Linked DNA regions of Homo sapiens: region 2 is linked to region 1. The links are chromatin loops, found by intact Hi-C in ENCODE. Cell type or tissue: heart left ventricle. All regions are shown on one strand. Each heading gives the region's core, and the rest is flanking DNA. Links, peaks and the distances in the headings are about the cores only.

What was found. Peaks named below come from ENCODE experiments on the same cell type or tissue, not always from the same donor. Only the 100,000 strongest peaks of a DNase experiment are listed, where the experiment ranks them.
Region 2: it touches region 1 in a loop (3-fold over the local background); 2 of 110 quality-filtered maps call a loop at or near these places.

The regions. Positions count from the first base shown.
Region 1 is chrX:74,579,821-74,588,160 of GRCh38, reverse strand. It overlaps RLIM (ring finger protein, LIM domain interacting), which reads left to right. Exons shown (of 4, transcript NM_016120.4): 4 at 1-5,185. It also overlaps the pseudogene PABPC1P3. Among named protein-coding and RNA genes, the nearest start is that of RLIM, 31 kb to the left of the region's middle. In heart left ventricle, for the core only: no CTCF peak of the experiment used is centred there; no DNase peak of the experiment used is centred there.
Region 2 is chrX:74,516,765-74,525,104 of GRCh38, reverse strand. It overlaps SLC16A2 (solute carrier family 16 member 2), which reads right to left. Exons shown (of 6, transcript NM_006517.5): 2 at 3,971-4,115; 3 at 296-746. Among named protein-coding and RNA genes, the nearest start is that of RLIM, 94 kb to the left of the region's middle. RefSeq lists an enhancer at 334-834. In heart left ventricle, for the core only: no CTCF peak of the experiment used is centred there; a DNase peak (open chromatin) is centred at 5,004; H3K27ac peaks cover 692 bases.

The DNA of each region.
Region 1 (8,340 bases), core at 1-8,000:
AAACAAAATTGAGCAAGTTAAGTTAAAAGTTTGCTGACTTTGTATCAACACTATAGAAGATGAGCCACCTTGTTAATTTGGAATATTTGCTCTGAAAAGAACATGTTAGTTACACCTTAATGGTGTTAATGGAGGTGGGGATTGAGAAAAGTGTTCACATTAGTGTTGGAATGTAGGTAATTGTACAGTTTATAAGACCTTTAGCACCAGGAAATAAAATATGTGTGTGTACACACACAGTTTTTAAAAACGATTGGAATTCATCCAAACCTTAAGATTAGGAAACTGATTGGCTGTAAGTGTTGCCTCAAGTAATGTGTCCCCCGCCCCATAACATGTCTTTTCTGTGCCAAGTATCCTCTCCTAGTGTCAGTGTCTCAAATTATATTTATGAAGGGTTATCACATAATATGCTTTGTATTTAACTACCTGCTTCCCAGGCGTCCATGACATGAAATGGGTGAAGCATCAGCCATGACTTTCGGTCAGTTCCCAAAATACCCAAATGATAGGGAGGTAAAGATTGCAAAATTCCTCTTAAAAGGCCATTTTTACAGCTTGCTAAAATACAGTGGCACCTTATGGTTGTTAATATTTTTTCTTTTAAAGATGGAGAATGTTTTTATTCTTCCCCTTTTCTCCTTTGTTCTTTTGCGAACAAAAAAAATTATAATCTGCCTTATTTGATTTTTTTTTTAAGTTTTACCTTACAGGCTTCCCTGTCACATGTTTTACCATATTAAGTACATAGAAGCCATGTTTGCAGGGCACTTTTATTCTCCTAGTCTTATAAGACTATGCTAATTGTTACTTTCTGAAGTATTCTGTACCTTAGTATGCAAGATTGTTAAGGCACATGTTAAAGTGTCAGGTGTGTTTTTTTCCCTTTAATTCTTCAGTATGTTTATATTCAATAACAGTATTGTAATTCATTGAGTTAACTAGTAAATTGTGTGCTTTTGAAAAAACATGAAAAATGTAAATTGACAGCATACTTCATTTGGAAAAAAGTAAAAGATCCGAGGAACTAGTATGTCACTTATTTATTTTTATTTTATTTTATTTTTTACTTTTTGAGACAGGGTCTTGCTCTGTCACCCAGGCTGGAGTGCAGTGGCATGGTCACAGCTCACTGCAGCCTTGACTTCCTGGGCTCAGGTGATTCTCCCACCTCAGCCTTCCAAGTAGCTGGGACTACAGGCATGCACCACATTGCCTGGCTAATTTTTTGTGGAGATGGGGTTTCGCCATGTTGTCCAGGCTGTTCTTGAACTCCTGGGCTCAGGCAATTTGCCTGCCTCATTCTCCCAAAGTGCTGGGATTATAGGCGTGAGCCACTGCGCCCAGCCTTACTTATTTTTAAATCAGATTTTTTAATCAACTAAAACAGCTATGAGTTAAGTACCTGCCCTGCAAAAATTTTTAGAAAAAGTTTTAGGATTATGAAATTAAGAATTATTTTCCTTAACTGGAACAGTTCTAAAATTTATCTGATACTTCTCTAACAAGTGAGTGATCTCATGTAACCCCAGTTTGTATCTTAAAGGCTGCAGCATAGAATTGAGCTGTATAACAGTGTTAGAACTGTCAAGTGATAATCACAGAACAGTTTGTATCGGTTTTATAATTCTCATGTCTTGATCAGATCTGAAGGAAATAGGCATACCCTCCAACATTCTAAAAATTATTTATTTTTATTAGGATTTGTTTATTAAAGTTCCACGAGCTGCTTTATGGTCAGTTGGGCTGAGTAGTAGATATCTTAAAGACATGCAGTGAAAGTGAACCCTGTCATATCATGGTGCCTCTTTCAAGGTTCCTCTGTAAGTTCCTCATCTTGCAGAATTATTTCAATACCAAGGTATGGTTGAACCAGCTGTCCAGCCTTAACTCTATTTAGTGCCCCATTACTAATGTTCTTTTAACTGGTTTGTATGTGTTTTAACTGTCCAGTGTTTGGATTTTACCTCTTGATAGCTCCATTTGTCCCTGGTGCTGCTTTTAAGGATGTAGGGCCATGTGATCAGGTATCAAGTTGAGTAGGTACGCAGTTGGCCTGGTGATGTATCTGTGCCTGTTTTATCTTCTCCCAGGAAGAGCTGCTTTGGTATAGTTGTTTACTTGGATTCATACAAAGAACAGGGCAGCAATCTTGGAAAGCTTTCTGAAGCTTATAAGAACCTGAAGGGGTTTGGAGGGGGAACAGTAACAAAGGCTGCCTTTATGTCTTTGGTCACAAAGCACATAGATGTATGTTCTGTAAAGACTAAAGTGATTGTTATACCAGGGCTTCCTGACCTTCGGGAGAGACTCAAAAAAGCAGAGAGGAGCACAAAGTGAAGTTAATTTGGTTGGCTTGCTTTATCTGGTTTCTCATTTTCTTTCAATTTAAACCTGAACATAACACCCTTCTCCGATACCTATCCAGCAGACTCCTGGTTGGGAAGCCCTGTATTAAATTTTGAGAATGTACACAGTTTTCTTTTGTACAGTGCTTTACAACTGCTAAAAGTTAACTTGTTTAAAGCAAAACAAGACCTTGAAAGGTCAATCATATTAAAGCTGGTTTGATTATTAATAGTTATCTTTTAGGAAGAAGCTTTTTTCCCTATGTAAGATGTCATACTGCAGATTTAAAATATAGACTATCAATAAAATGCATGAAGTGATCATTTGTGCTTGATCATCTCTCCTTGGGTTTTTCTTTAAAAAGGGGAATCTGCTATAAAGGTTCTGTTGCTTCAAACCAATGTCAAATAGACTTGATTTTTAGAGTCATGGAATTACAGTGCAACCTTGATTTTTATTCCCCTCACTGCTATGAGTGTGGGCAGGTACTGGTTTATATGTTATAACTTCCGTTTTATCTGTGTTGTGTAGTTGAATGGCTTAATCGTTGAGTGGTAAAATAAAAGATTATATTCCAATACAAGAATCCTGGAAAGATTTATGTGAATGACATTTTAAGTAGGCGCATCTTTGCTGTTTCTTGTATTCTCGCCATTGCTCTGACCACTCCCTTGCTTGCCCTGTATATATACAAAAACTTGTAGGTGTGCACGTGTGCTTGTACTTCTGTCTTCCATTTCTATCTTAATCTCTTAAACATATTGCTTAAGCCACTAAGATGTCCTTGTTTCAAGTAAATCGTCACATTGTGACACCTGGTGTATTGTATTATAGTTTCATTTCCTCTGGTGCCTGCAGAGCTATCTGTCATTGGCATCATAACTCGGTTTCTCAGGATAGTTTTGATGTAGTCAGCTCTTCAACTCATGACCTTCCCAAGGTTTTAAGTTTAGTGTCATTCATGATTTTATTATTTGAAACTCAATACCACCATCAAAAAGTTAGTGCTCTAGACAATGAAGCCAAAGCACAGGCATCTTAGGTCAGTGAAAAGGATCCAGACATAAATTAGCCAGGTGTGGTGGTACACAGCTGTGGTCCCAGCTACTTGGGAGGCTGAGGTGGTAGAATCACTTGAGCCCGGGAGGTCAAGGCTGCAGTGAGCCATGATCATGCTGATGCACTCCAGCCTGGGTTACAGAGCAAAACCTTGTCTCAAAAAAACCCCCAGATACCTAGAAGAAAGGATTCGATAAATCTGGGTGGATTATAAACTGAACTCTTAATGGTCATTTTAAAAAATAAGAAAGCAAGGGTCCAGTTTCTTTGAGGTCTTTGAATTTAGACAAGATTTAACTATAAGGCCTTGCATGGATTACTAACTATAATTAAATTAGCTAAACTTTTCTGGTTGCTGTCAGGCATTGTATTAAGTATTCTATATAAATTATTTAATCATCACAGTGACTGTGAGGTGAAAGTATACCACCCATTTTATAGGTAATGCAGCTGAGATACAGATGTTTGGTAATTTGCCCAGGTCACATAGTAAGTAGCAGATTATTTGCAATCATCTTTGATGCAGTCATCTTCCTTGTGCTCTTAATCCCACTACTATATGACTTCTAATTTGTTTCTTAGTATTTATCCCAAGCCCTAGACTAGATTGCTTATGAGGTGTGATTTCTTAGGAAAAACATCAGTTTTGGCTGGTTTGCCAAGAAAAAAAAAGGCCAAATTGGTTTTTGTTTATTTTTTTGTTTGTTTGAGATGGATTCTCGCCCTGTCGCCCAGGCTGGAGTGCAATGGTGCGATCTTGGCTCACTGCAACCTCTGCCTCTGGGTTCAAACGATTCTCCTGCCTCAGCCTCCCGAGTAGCTGGGATTACAGGCGCCCGCCACCACGCCCAGCTAATTTTTCTATTTTTAGTAGAGACAGGGTTTCACCATGTTGGCCAGGCTGGTCTTGAACCCCTGATCCCATGATCTGCCCGTCTCGGCCTCCCACAGTGGTGGTATTACAGGCGTGAGCCACCACGCCCGGCCGCAAATTGTTTTTTGTTTTTTTGTTTTTTGGAGGATTAATGGTAATATACTGTAAATTCAGTAAAGCACTGGGCATTACCAGATACACCTTAGCACTATGAATAACATGAACTATCATTTTAGCAGTTTAAGTGTACCTTGTAATCAGCCCTAGGGCAAACGGTATCAAGGTGTTTTATTTCCAGAAGTCTCAAAATAGACTGGAATAAAAATTTGGTGAATTCATCAACACAGACAATGGGTCCACGTCTTGCAGCTACAGCTGCTGCAGCTACTCCTGCTGTCCGCACCGTTCCACAGTATAAATATGCTGCGGGAGTTTGCAATCCTCAGCAACATCTTAATGCACAGCCACAAGTTACAGTGCAACAGCCTGCTATTCATGTACAAGGTCAGGAACCTTTGACTGTTTCCATGTTGGCATCTGCCCCTCAAGAGCAAAAGCAAATGTTGGGTGAATGGCTGTTTCCTCTTATTCAAGCCATGCACCCTACTCTTGCCGGTAAAATCACTGGCGTGTTGTTGGAGATTGATAATTCAGAACTTCTTCATATGCTCAAGTCTCCAGAGTCACTCCATTCTAAGGTTGATGAAGCTGTAGCTGTACTACAAGCCCACCAAGCTAAAGAGACTGCCCAGAAAGCAGTTAACAGTGCCACCGGTGTTCCAACTGTTTAAAATTGATCAGGGACCACGAAAAGAAACTTGTGCTTCACCAAAGAAAAATATCTAAACATCGAAAAACTTAAATATGGAAAAAAATATCAAAATATAAAAGAAGGAAACTGAACCGTATGTACCGAGCAAATGCCAGGTCTAGCAAACATAATGCTAGTCCTAGATTAATTGATTGAAAAACAAAAAACACAAAAAAAATAGTAAAATATAGAAACAAATTAGTGTTTTATAGACCCTGGGAAAAAGAATTTTCAGCAAAGTACAAAAATATAAAACATTCCTTTCTTTAATTTTGTAATTCTTTACTGTGGAATAGCTCAAAATGTCACTTCTGTTTTAAGTAACAGAATTAATAACTGAGCAAGGAAACGTAATTTGGATTATAAAATTCTTGCTTTAATAAAAATTCCTCTTTAACAGTGAAAACAAAAACAAAAATTGGGGAATTGTTAAATGGTCATCTCAGCCCCTTATTACGTGTGCTCTTGGCCCCAATTATGACAATTTGAAATATGAAATGACTAGAAAGATTCAAATTGCAGCTTTTTAAAAACTATGCCCTGCCGGGTGCAGTGGCTCACATCTGTAATCCCATCACTTTGGGAGGCCGAGGCAGGCAGACCACGAGGTCAAGAGATCGAGACCATCCTGGCCAGCATGGTGAAACCCCGCCTCTACTAAAAATACAAAAAGTAGCTGGATGTGGTGGCATGCGCCTGTAGTCCCAGCTACTCGGGAGGCTGAAGCAGGAAAATCGCTTGAACCTGGGAGGCGGAGGTTGCAGTGAGCCGAGATAGCGCCACTGCACTCCAGCCTGGTGACAGAGTGAGACTCCGTCTCAAACAAAAAATATATATATGTGTGTATATATATATATATGTATACGTGTGTGTGTATACACGTCTGTATATATACGTGTGTGTATATGTATATATATGCCAGCCAGCTTATTGGTATGCAAGAAAATGCACTTTAAGTTGCCTTGGGCAGCCATCAGCATTCCAAGAACTTTATTGCTGAGAAGATATTTGGAACTTGTTTAAATAGCTTTTAGAAACAACTTTATGAACCACTGCGAAAAGCAACCCTGTTTGATTTGTTCACACGCGGTAGGGTATGCCTGTAATCCCAGCTACTTGGGAGGCTGAGGCAGGAGAATCGCTTGAACCCAGGAGGCGGAGGTTGCAATGAGCTGAGATCATGCCACAGCACCCCAGCCTGGGAAACAGAGCAAGACTCTGTCTCAAAAACAAAAAATAGATAAAATAGTACCAAAACCTTAAGAAATGTACATACTGTAATTATCCATCTCCATTCAAATACGTTGTAACTGCTAGATCTAGTAGGTATTTGAGGAGTAAAAGTTCATGGGTGAATAAGGGCTCATCTGAATCTCATTTGTTTCCTCAGGAGATAAATGTGTATTCTGCTCCTACTATTAATACATCCTTGGCATTCTGCTGGTCTGTGGTTTCTCTTCCCTGTGTCTTAGGTAGGGTGGGGACCTGAAGTCTAAAATATCGCTGAGTTTCTCAGTGGACAGTGTTGGTGACTGTGGTGTACCTACTTTTTAAAATTCACAATTTGTCTTCTGTATGCACCAAATGCTCTAGAATAGCACTGTCCAGTAGAAATATAATGCATCACCACATATAATGTTAAATTTTCTAGCAGCCACATTACAAAAGGTAATGTGTAAAGATACTAATTTTAATAATGTTTTCATTTAACCCAGTAAATATTTAAACATGTAATCAATATAAAAATTTTTAGTGGGATATTTACATTTTTTTCATACTGAGTTTTCAAATTCTGGTGAGTATTTTACACCTATAATACATTTCAATTTGGACAAGGCACATTCCAAATGCTTAATAACCACAAGTGGCTAGTGACTACCATATTGAACAGTGCAGCTCTAGAACAATATGGAGGAATGTGATTAGGTAGGATGCAAATGGGGTTGACTTTTAAAAGTTCGCTTATGAATGTGCATAGGCACAACTTATCTGCTCAACTACACCACGCCAGAACTAAAGCCTCATTCTTTTAATTGTGCATCAAAGCTGTCCAAGCTTACAAAACTACCACCTTTCTCCTTCCCTTAAAAAAAATTATATTTTTTTGAGACAGAGTCTCACTCTTGCCCAGGCTGGCATGCAATGGTGTGATCTTGGCTCACTGCAACCTCCACCTCCTGGATTCAAGCAATCCTCCTGCTTCAGCCTCCCTAGTAGCTGGGACTACAGGCGTGTGCCACCACACTGGGCTAATTTTTGTATTTTTAGTAGAGACAGGGTGTCACCATGTTGGCCAGGCTGGACTCGGATTCCTGACTTCACGTAATCAACCCACCTTGGCTTCCTAAAGTTCTGGGATTACAGGCGTGAGCCACTGTGCCGGGTCCCCTTTTGCGGTTAAAAGAATACACTCCCAGCCTGGCGTGGTGGATCATGCCTGTAATCCCAGTACTTTGGGAGGCCGAGGCGGGTAGATCGTCTGAGGTCAGGAGTTTGAGACCAGCCTGGCCAGCATGGTGAAAATTCGTCTCTACTAAAGATACAAAAAAAAAAAAAAAAAATTAGCCGGGTGTGGTGGCGTGCACCTGTAATCCCAACTACTCGGGAAGCTGAGGCAGGAGAATTGCTTGAACCTGGGAGGCGGAGGGTACAGCAAGCGGAGACTGCGCCACTGTCCTCAAGCCTGGGCAACAGAGTGAGACTCCATCTCAAAAAAATAAATAAATACATACATACATACACTCCATACCAAAGTTTGAAATCTATTAAGAATTAGCAAAAGCGAAAGAACTTGGCTGGCTGAGGATCCTGTGATTAGAAGTTAGGAAAGCCCACCTCAACTGCAGCGTTATATAGCAGCCGATAAATAGCAGTTATATTTATTTATTGCAGGAATGAGCACCCAAACTTTTACATAGAGCTTCTCTTAGTTCAGTTCATAATATATGTTAAAATAATACAAATAAATAACTTCCAAGCAGTTCATCTGAAATAGCTGTATTTGAATATTCCTGGCATTTGTTAGGAACAGCTAACCTGGGTTTACCATCTGTTTCCACTTTGTAGTTAAGTATTAAGTGATAGCATATGTTTAAGTGAGTTTCAAGTTAGTTTTCTGGGGTGGAAGGAGAAAAGTTGACAATATGAGAATAAAGGCTACCAGATCAGAACGAAAGCAAGTATTTTCCAACACCAAGTCTCTAATGTCATTTCTGAAAGTGTGTTTTGTTTTGTTTTGTTTGGCAAC
Region 2 (8,340 bases), core at 65-8,064, 63 kb after region 1:
GTCTCCTGCATCCTGGCAATGCGTATCTCTTCAAAATCTATCTAAATTTTTACTGTGGGAGAAGCCATGGTCCATGGGCTTCCCCCTGTGGAATTGCCCCCATTTTCCACTAAGGTCTTCCCTCAACCTCTCTCTTTTTCCCTCTCTGGATCTCTCCAACCAATATTTTGTTTCTTTTCCCAAAGGTCCCAGCTCTGCCCTTTCAATGTCTCCCACCCCCACCCTCTGGAATCTAGGCAGGTTGAGGGTAGCTTCTTGGGGCCAGGTGGGGTGGGCCCACTCTGGTATTCCTCACCAGGTGTACATAGGGAACAAAGTAGCCAAGGGCAGCAGCAGCAATTCCGAAGGCCCAGATGCGGTAAGTGCGTTGGCGGAACACTCGCATGTTGAAGTACTTCCTGAGCTGAGCCAGAAAGCGCTGGTGCAGGGTGCGGACACCTCTCTTGCTTGGGGTGTCCTGGGAGCTGGGCAGGAGGGGCCGGTAGGTGAGTGAAAGCAGCATAAGAACAAACATGAAGGTACTCAGCACCTGGAAGGTTTGGGCCAGCTTGATCTTATCCCCCAGCATTCTGATGAGGAAGGGGAAGGACATGGAGAAAATGCTACTCCCAGCAGACACCACACCATTGGCCAGACCCAGGCGGCGTTGAAAGTAGTGGCCCAGGATGACGAGGGATGGCTGAAAGGCGAAGGAACAGCCACAACCAAAGAGAATCCCGTAGGTGAAGTAGCGCAGGCTTAGGGAGCTGTGGGAGAAATACCAAGAGCTGTCCTCAGCAGCCTGACCAGCAATCTACCTGCCCTCCCCTGTCAGCTTCCTGAGACTTCCATTCCTCCGCCCTTAACCCACAGCCCCACTTGCCACTGACCCTCAGAACAGACAAAGAAGAGGGCCTTCTGATCCCTGTGTTGCAGATGGGGAAGCAGAGGCTCAGCGAGGTAAAATAATTAGCCCAAGGTAACATAACTGGGAATCAGCAAAACTTGGACTTGAATCCAGGTCTGTGTGACTCTAGCATGACTCATAGCACCCCATCAAAGAGGACTGTTCAAAGGAAAGCCAGAACTAGCCCATGTAAAAGCTGGATGAGGGGCTACAGGGAGTCATTGTCTTAGAGAGACTAGCCTCACCTTACTATTGGTGGTGGCAAAGCTTTTATCCCAGGTAGCAACAAAGGTCTGCAAGAAGTCAAAATCCTGGAAGATTGAAACCTTCCATGGGACTCTTCAGTGTCTTTCTCCATGCTAAGGCCATTAATATTTCAGAGAATGGCTGATGTTCTTCTGAGACATACGCCCTCCCAAACCCTGCCCAAGGTCCACATATCCCAAGTCCCTTTACACTAGGCCCTGGACGATCTCAGCGGGAATCATTAGGTAAGGAGTCTCTTTAACTTTTAGAGTCCTGCCTTTGTTTCTGGATATGGTATAGATTTGTTCCCTAGAGTAGCCTGGCTCCTTGACAGGAAGTGGAGCCTCAAAGAATTTGTGGGCCTGGCCAAGTAAGACAGGTCCTGGCTTAAAACTCATAGGCCCTGCTGTGGACATAAGCCTCTGTAACATAAAGGGTCAGAAGGGGAAAGGCAATAGGAAGGTCAGCTTGGCCAGCCATATGCCCCCAGATAATATTGGCACAACCTAGTAAAGAATTTTGTTTTCTTTTTGATGCCTCAATATATTTTGCAATAGTTCTTATCTGGCCACTAAATTACCTAATACTCTTCTTGGTCAGGCAGTTCTTCTCTGGAGATAGACCCAGTCCTCATACTAAAGAACTGGGCCTAAGCTGCAGAGAAGATATGGTGCATGATTCTAAGATAGCTGTCATCACTATTGCTTTCCATCTGCTGGTATTCACTGGACGTGAGCAAGGATTTGGTTTTGAAAGGGTTGTCTCTGCTTGGAACACATAGCTAAGCCAACGGTTCCTCTTCTGTCAGGTTCCTTTGGGCCTGTGCCCATTAGATTCTAGGTACCCTATGGGATCGGCCTGGCTTGGGGGCCTTATCCAAGGGGCCTTGTGTTAGACCTTCAGGGAAGGGGCCAGTGGGGGAAAAACATAGGATTTGGTTTAGATCCATGTGGTGGATCTACTTCTAGCTGGGCCCCAGGGATGGATGCCCATTGTTTGGGTTTTCCAAAGCCCCACCAGCCCTGCCTGCATCCTGCCCCATTCCATGTCATTCGGAGGAACTCAGGGCCCTGATTGAGACAACAGGAAGGATGATTTGGAGCTCTAGCCATGAGAAGAACCATTTTTCCACTGGATGTGAAGCCATCCAGAAAGTTTCTTGGCTCTGAAGATCCTCTTACAGAAAGAACAAAGCGGGTAGAGAAGAAGGTTAGGGGCTAGAGAACAGAACGCCTACTCCAATGTGCCTACAGTAGCGTGCCAGAAGAAAACACCACATCTGAGCTCCTTCCCCTCCTGTAATTGAGCCCATGTGGATTGGAAGGGAAATGGAATCCATATGTTGCTAATCCGTTTACACTTTGCTCTGCTCGGTCTTAAAAAACAGACCTTTGCTGTATAGTGCTGAGACTGGAGCTGCTTTTGAAGCCTAGCTCCTCCCCACAAGGAGCCAGGCACCAGCTTGCTGGGGGTGAATGAGGCTGACCACCAGAGGGGTTCTGAAAAGGTTTGGAGCTGCTGCCCTGGGAGTGCTGAGTAGTTTCCAGGCAGGACACGGTTTTTCCCTTCTCTGTCCCAGTTGGACAGGACGAAGCCAAGAAATGACTGCAGGCCAAATCCAAGCTCTGCTGTAGGGTAGGCTGGGCAGCTGGAAATGCTCAAGTCATAAAGAAAGCTGGCTTACCTCACAGGGCCCAGTTAAGGCAAAACACAATTATCATTCTCTACTGTGAGTGGAACCTTAGGCCTAGAGAGCCATGACGCTTTTCTGGGTAACTAAGCTCAGAAAGCAAGTCTCTGACAAATTAGCTCTGACCTCATCCCAGACATGTCACCACGGCCATTTCTCATTTCTGTGTTTCCAGGCTGGCATTCCCCTACATCGGCCCAAGCAGATTGGAAGTAGGAGGTACCATAACTTCCAAAGTGTCTTTGGCAGAAAGTCAACAGAGTTCTTTAGGAATTCCATATTCCTCAGGCTGTGGTTAGGGTATTTATTCTCCCTTACCCTACACACATTCTTCTGCAGGGCTGGCAGAAAAGAAAGCAGAAAATGAACCTAGAGCCTGCTTCTCACCTGATACTGCCAAGTTCTGCCAGTGGAACCAGTGGGACTAGGGTTTCAGTTTAGCCCAGGCCTAGCTGGGTAGCTGGGTTCTGGGTTTGTATCTCAGTAAGGGATATTGCTAATCATCCTTCTGATGCCCATGATGTAAATCATTATCTGTCCCAAATCATCCATATGTCAGCAGCCTGAGCTATCTGGAAAAGAGTCAGAAATGCTAAACATCCTTGGGCTCAGTTGACCTCTTTTTTCAGCATAAGATTCCTTTGGGAATCCTGTGCTAGGTGTTCACATGGGCTCACTCGAGAAGCTCAATCTTGGGATGGAAAGTGAGGTTGTGAGATGTGTGGCACACTGAAGGGGAATCAAATAGCAGAGTTGAAAGAGATGTAAAAAGACCATATGGTCAAATCCCCTCATGTTACAGATATAGAAATTGAGGCACAGAGAGAACAATGGTACTCATCAATTGTTCCATTGCCATTCAGTGGCCAAAACCGGACTTGGGCCCAGCTCTACGAACTACCAGGCTTAGAGTACTCCTACCACTTTGGAACTCTTAGGTCCTCTCTGGGGATATTCCCTACCAATGTGTCCTGGGGACCCTACCCAGATGAATTCACTGGATTCTGAATCCAGGGTGCAGGATCTTTGAGGGCCCTACAGGGCCATGGCCACAGGGGATTCTGCAGTGAGAAAAGTAACCCTAGCTAAAGCCCAGAAAAAAACCAACCCTCAGCCTTGGGGAAATAACCACCAACTCTTAGCCTTACCTGGTGAAGGAGCTGGTATGGAGGCCAATGAAAGCAACGGCAGCCCCCGCGGTTGCTGTGATTCGGCAGCCCAAACGGTCAGTGAATATACTCACAATGGGAGAACAGAAGAAGATCATACCCATCGCGAGGGCTCCGACCCATGCTGCAGAGAAAACAAGTGCAAAGACACTTTAGCTTAGTGTAGTGCCTGGTGGTACTGCTGGTATCTCAGCTCTTCTTCTCTGGCCTTTCACAGGGGGCATTGCATTGGTCTGCATTGCCAGCTTGCTAGTCCCTGATGTTCAGAGAGTTTTGCAAGAAGAGACTAGATATAAAACAGGGGATTCTATCACTGCGGTAAGATTTGGACTAGTCAATATTTCAGGCCTTTCCAGGGATGCTAAGCCAGATCTATAGCCTTAGGTTCTAAGCCACTGGCTTCAGGGGCAAAAAACATTGGGGTTAAGCTTTCAGGAGCTAAGGTCAGGCTTGTCTCCAGCATTAGAAGAACCCTGTGAAGACGATAAGACTAAGGAGTAGAGAAGGCCACAGACAAAAGCCCCCTGGAATTGTACTAGGATACAAGGCAAGTTCATAGGCCACCTAAAGATTTCTAAGGACACTGTGCAAGAGTCATGTAACCCTCATGCTGAAATCCGTCATCAGAGCCCATGTTTGGCAAATTCCTGACTTCAAACTCAAGCAGATATTATCCTGTTTCTAAAGGCTCTTAAGTGTCTATAACAATCCTCACTAAGGAGGAAGGAACTTGCCCTTTTATTTAGATTCTTCCAGACTGTTTCCCTTTGCTCAGCCCTCAGAAGGAAAGTTCAAGCTTTTTTTTTTATTTCGTCTGAAGGCTGTTATCAAGTTTCATCTTGAGCCTCTCTTTTCTCCGCCAAATAATCTTCGTTTCCTTAACTTTTCCTCTTAGCTTTAATTTCTAACTCTGAAATTAATTTCAGAACTCTCCTTTGAACACTTCCAGCTCTTCATCATCATCATCAAAGAGTGACACATGAGCTAGGCACTGGGCCAACTTCTGGCTCTCTCCAATTGTGGAGCCCCAATGGGCCAAAGGAGCTCAGTCTGGGGCTAGTCAACTGGCTGTGTCTCTTACCTCAGTGCCAAATAGGTTGCTCAGCTCCCCATTGGGAATCTTTACTTTGTTGGAGCCTTACCCTGAGCCCTCTCTGCCTGGCTTCAAAAGTACTAGCCTGGGACAGCAGGAGACCTTAACTTTTTATCACAATTTCACCTCTTACCTTGCCATTTCATCTCCTATCAGCTGTGAGATCTTGAGAAGTCACACAGCATTTCTCTAATCCTCAGTTTTCTCATCTGTGAAATGGAGATTAAAATTTCTGCTTGTGCCTGCCTCAAACATTTCTTTTTCTTTTTCTTTCTTTCGTTTTTTTTTTGTTTTTTTTTTTTTTTGAGACACAGTCTTGCTTTGTCACCCAGGCTGGAATGCAATGGCCCGATCTTGCCTCACTGCAAGCTCCGCCTCCTGGGTTCACACCATTCTCCTGCCTCAGCCTCCTGAGTAGCTGGGACTACAGGTGCCTGCCACCACGCCCGGCTAATTTTTTTGTGTGTTTTTAGTAGAGACGGGGTTTCACTGTGTTAGCCAGGATGGTCTCGATCTCCTGACCTTGTGATCCGCTGATGATCAGGGCCAGGCGTGGTGGCTCACGCCTGTAATCCCAGCACTTTGGGAGGCCAGGGCAGGCAGATCACGAGGTCAGGAGATAGAGACCATCCTGGCTAACACAGTGAAACCCCGTCTCTACTCAAAATACAAAAAATTAGCTGGGTGTGGGGGCGGGCGCCTGTAGTTCCAGCTACTAGCGAGGCTGAGGCAGGAGAATCGCTTGAACCCAAGAGGCGGAGCTTGCAGTGAGCCGAGATCTCACCACTGCGCTCCAGGCTGGGTGACAGAGTGAGACTCCATCTAAAGAAAAAAAAAAAATCAGATAAAATTATATGTATAAGAAGAGAACTTTGTAAATATCAATAATCACATCATGTTTAAAAATCAATGCAAAATGGATCATAGACTTAATGTAAAACTTAAAACTATAAAACTTCTAGAAGAACATATAGGAGACAAATCTTCCTGGCCTTTGGTTAGGCAAAGATTTTGCAGATATTCACAAATCGTATGATCCATAAAAGAAAAGATTTGATATATTAGACTTGATCAAACTTGAAAACTTCTGCTTTTCAAAAATAGTTATGAAAATGAAAAGGCAAGCCATAGACAGAAAAATTTTGCAGCACACAAAATCTGACAATAGACCGGTATCCACCATACAAGAGTGAGTTGACTCTCATAACTCAATAATAAAGCAAACAATCTAACTTAAAATATGGGCAAAAGAATTGAACAGAGATTACACAATTACACATGTGCACATACATTTATGATATGAATAGTAATTAAGCATATAAAAAGATGCTCAACATCACTAATAAGTTGAGAAACGCATATTAAAACCACAATGAGATAGCCCTTACCAAGAAAGCCTTTTTTCTTTTCTTTTTCTTTTTTTTTTTTCTTGAGACAGAGTTTCATTCTGTCTCCAGGCTGAAGTGCAGAGGCGCAATCTTGGTTCACTGCCACCTCTGCCTCCCGGGTTCAAGCAACTCTTGTGCCTCAGCCTCCCGGGTAGCTGGGATTACAGGCGCACGCCACCATGCCTAATTTTTTGTATTTCTAGTAGAGATGGGGTTTCACCACGATGGCCAGGCTGGTCTCAAACTCCCGGCCTCAAATGATCCACCTGCCTCAGTCTCCCAAAGTGCTGGGATTATAGGCGTGAGCAATGGTGCCCAGCAAAGAAAGGTTTTTACAAAATGATAATACCTAATACTGGGAGGATATGGAGGAACTGGAAATGTAATACGCTGCTGGTGGCAATGCAAAACAGTACTCACTTTGGAAAACAGTTTGGCAGCCTCCTGTGAAGTTAGTCATACATTTACCATGATCCCGAAAACCCACTGCTAGATATTAACTCAAGATGAATGAAAACTTATGTTCACACAAAAACCTGAACCTAGATGATTACACTAGCTTTTTTTTTCATAATTGTGCAAATCTGGAAACAACCCAAATGTACTTCAACTGGTGAATGGATAAACAAATGAATACACATTAATACAATGGAATACAACACAGCAATAGACAGGAATGAACTACTGAAACTTGAACAATCTCAAAGGCGTTATGCTAAGTAAACGAAGCCAGACTCAAATTATTCCTTCCACTTACAGGAAATTCGAGAAAAGACAAAACTATGGGGACAGGAAAACAAATCAGTAGGTGGCAGGAGGAGGGATGAGGGAGACAATTGACTACAGAGGGACATGAAGAAACTTTTTGGGGGTAATGAAAATGTTATCAAGTTTCATCTTGAGTCTCTCTTTTCTAAGCTTTATATGTTACATATCTTGATGATGGTGGTATTCTTTTGTCAAAATTCATAGAACTGAGCATGTAAAAAAGGGTGAATATTACCATATGTAATTATATCTCAATAAATCTGATGTTATTTTTAAAGGTGGGGAGAAGGCGGGAAAGCAGAAAGTGCCAGTTCAAGATCTCATTTATGATATATGTATCTTTATTCTGGCCAGAGTAAAAAAGTAGCTCAGTTGTATTGTCAAAGAGAAAAAAAATAATTAAATTTAGCAAATCATCTTACTGACATTTTATAACTAGAACTGACCATTATTTGACCCTTCTGAATGTCTATGATATAATGAAAACTGATGATTATTCTTATAAGGAATTTTTTGTACAGTCAAAGAAACTTTAAATTATGTTTGATATAGCTTTTAAAAATTAATCTATTTCATTTAAAAAAAAATTTTTAATTGTGAAATAACTATAGATTCACAGGAAATAGCCAAGATAGTCCAGAGAGGTCCCATGAACTCTTCACCAAGTTTCCCCTTATGTAACTATAACATGATATCAAAACCAGAAAATTAGGAGTGGCACAATATGTGCATATAGTTCTGTATCATTTTATCATGGGTAGATTCCTGAAACCACCATTGTGATCAAGATACAGAACTATTCCATCACCACAAAGATCTCCTTTGTGTTACAGTCACACTCAGCCCACTCCCCCACGACCCATAACTCCTAGCAATCACAAATTTGAAGAAAGTTATATAAATGGAGTCATACAGTATGTGGCCTTTTGAAATTGACTTTTTTTTACCCAGCATAATTCCCTGGAAATACATATTTGAAGTGAGTTTCTTATAGACAGCATATAGCTGGGTCATGATTTTTTTTTCTATCCACTCTGCCAATCTCTGTCTTTGAACTGATATATTTAGATCGTTTACATTTGATGTAATCATTGATACAT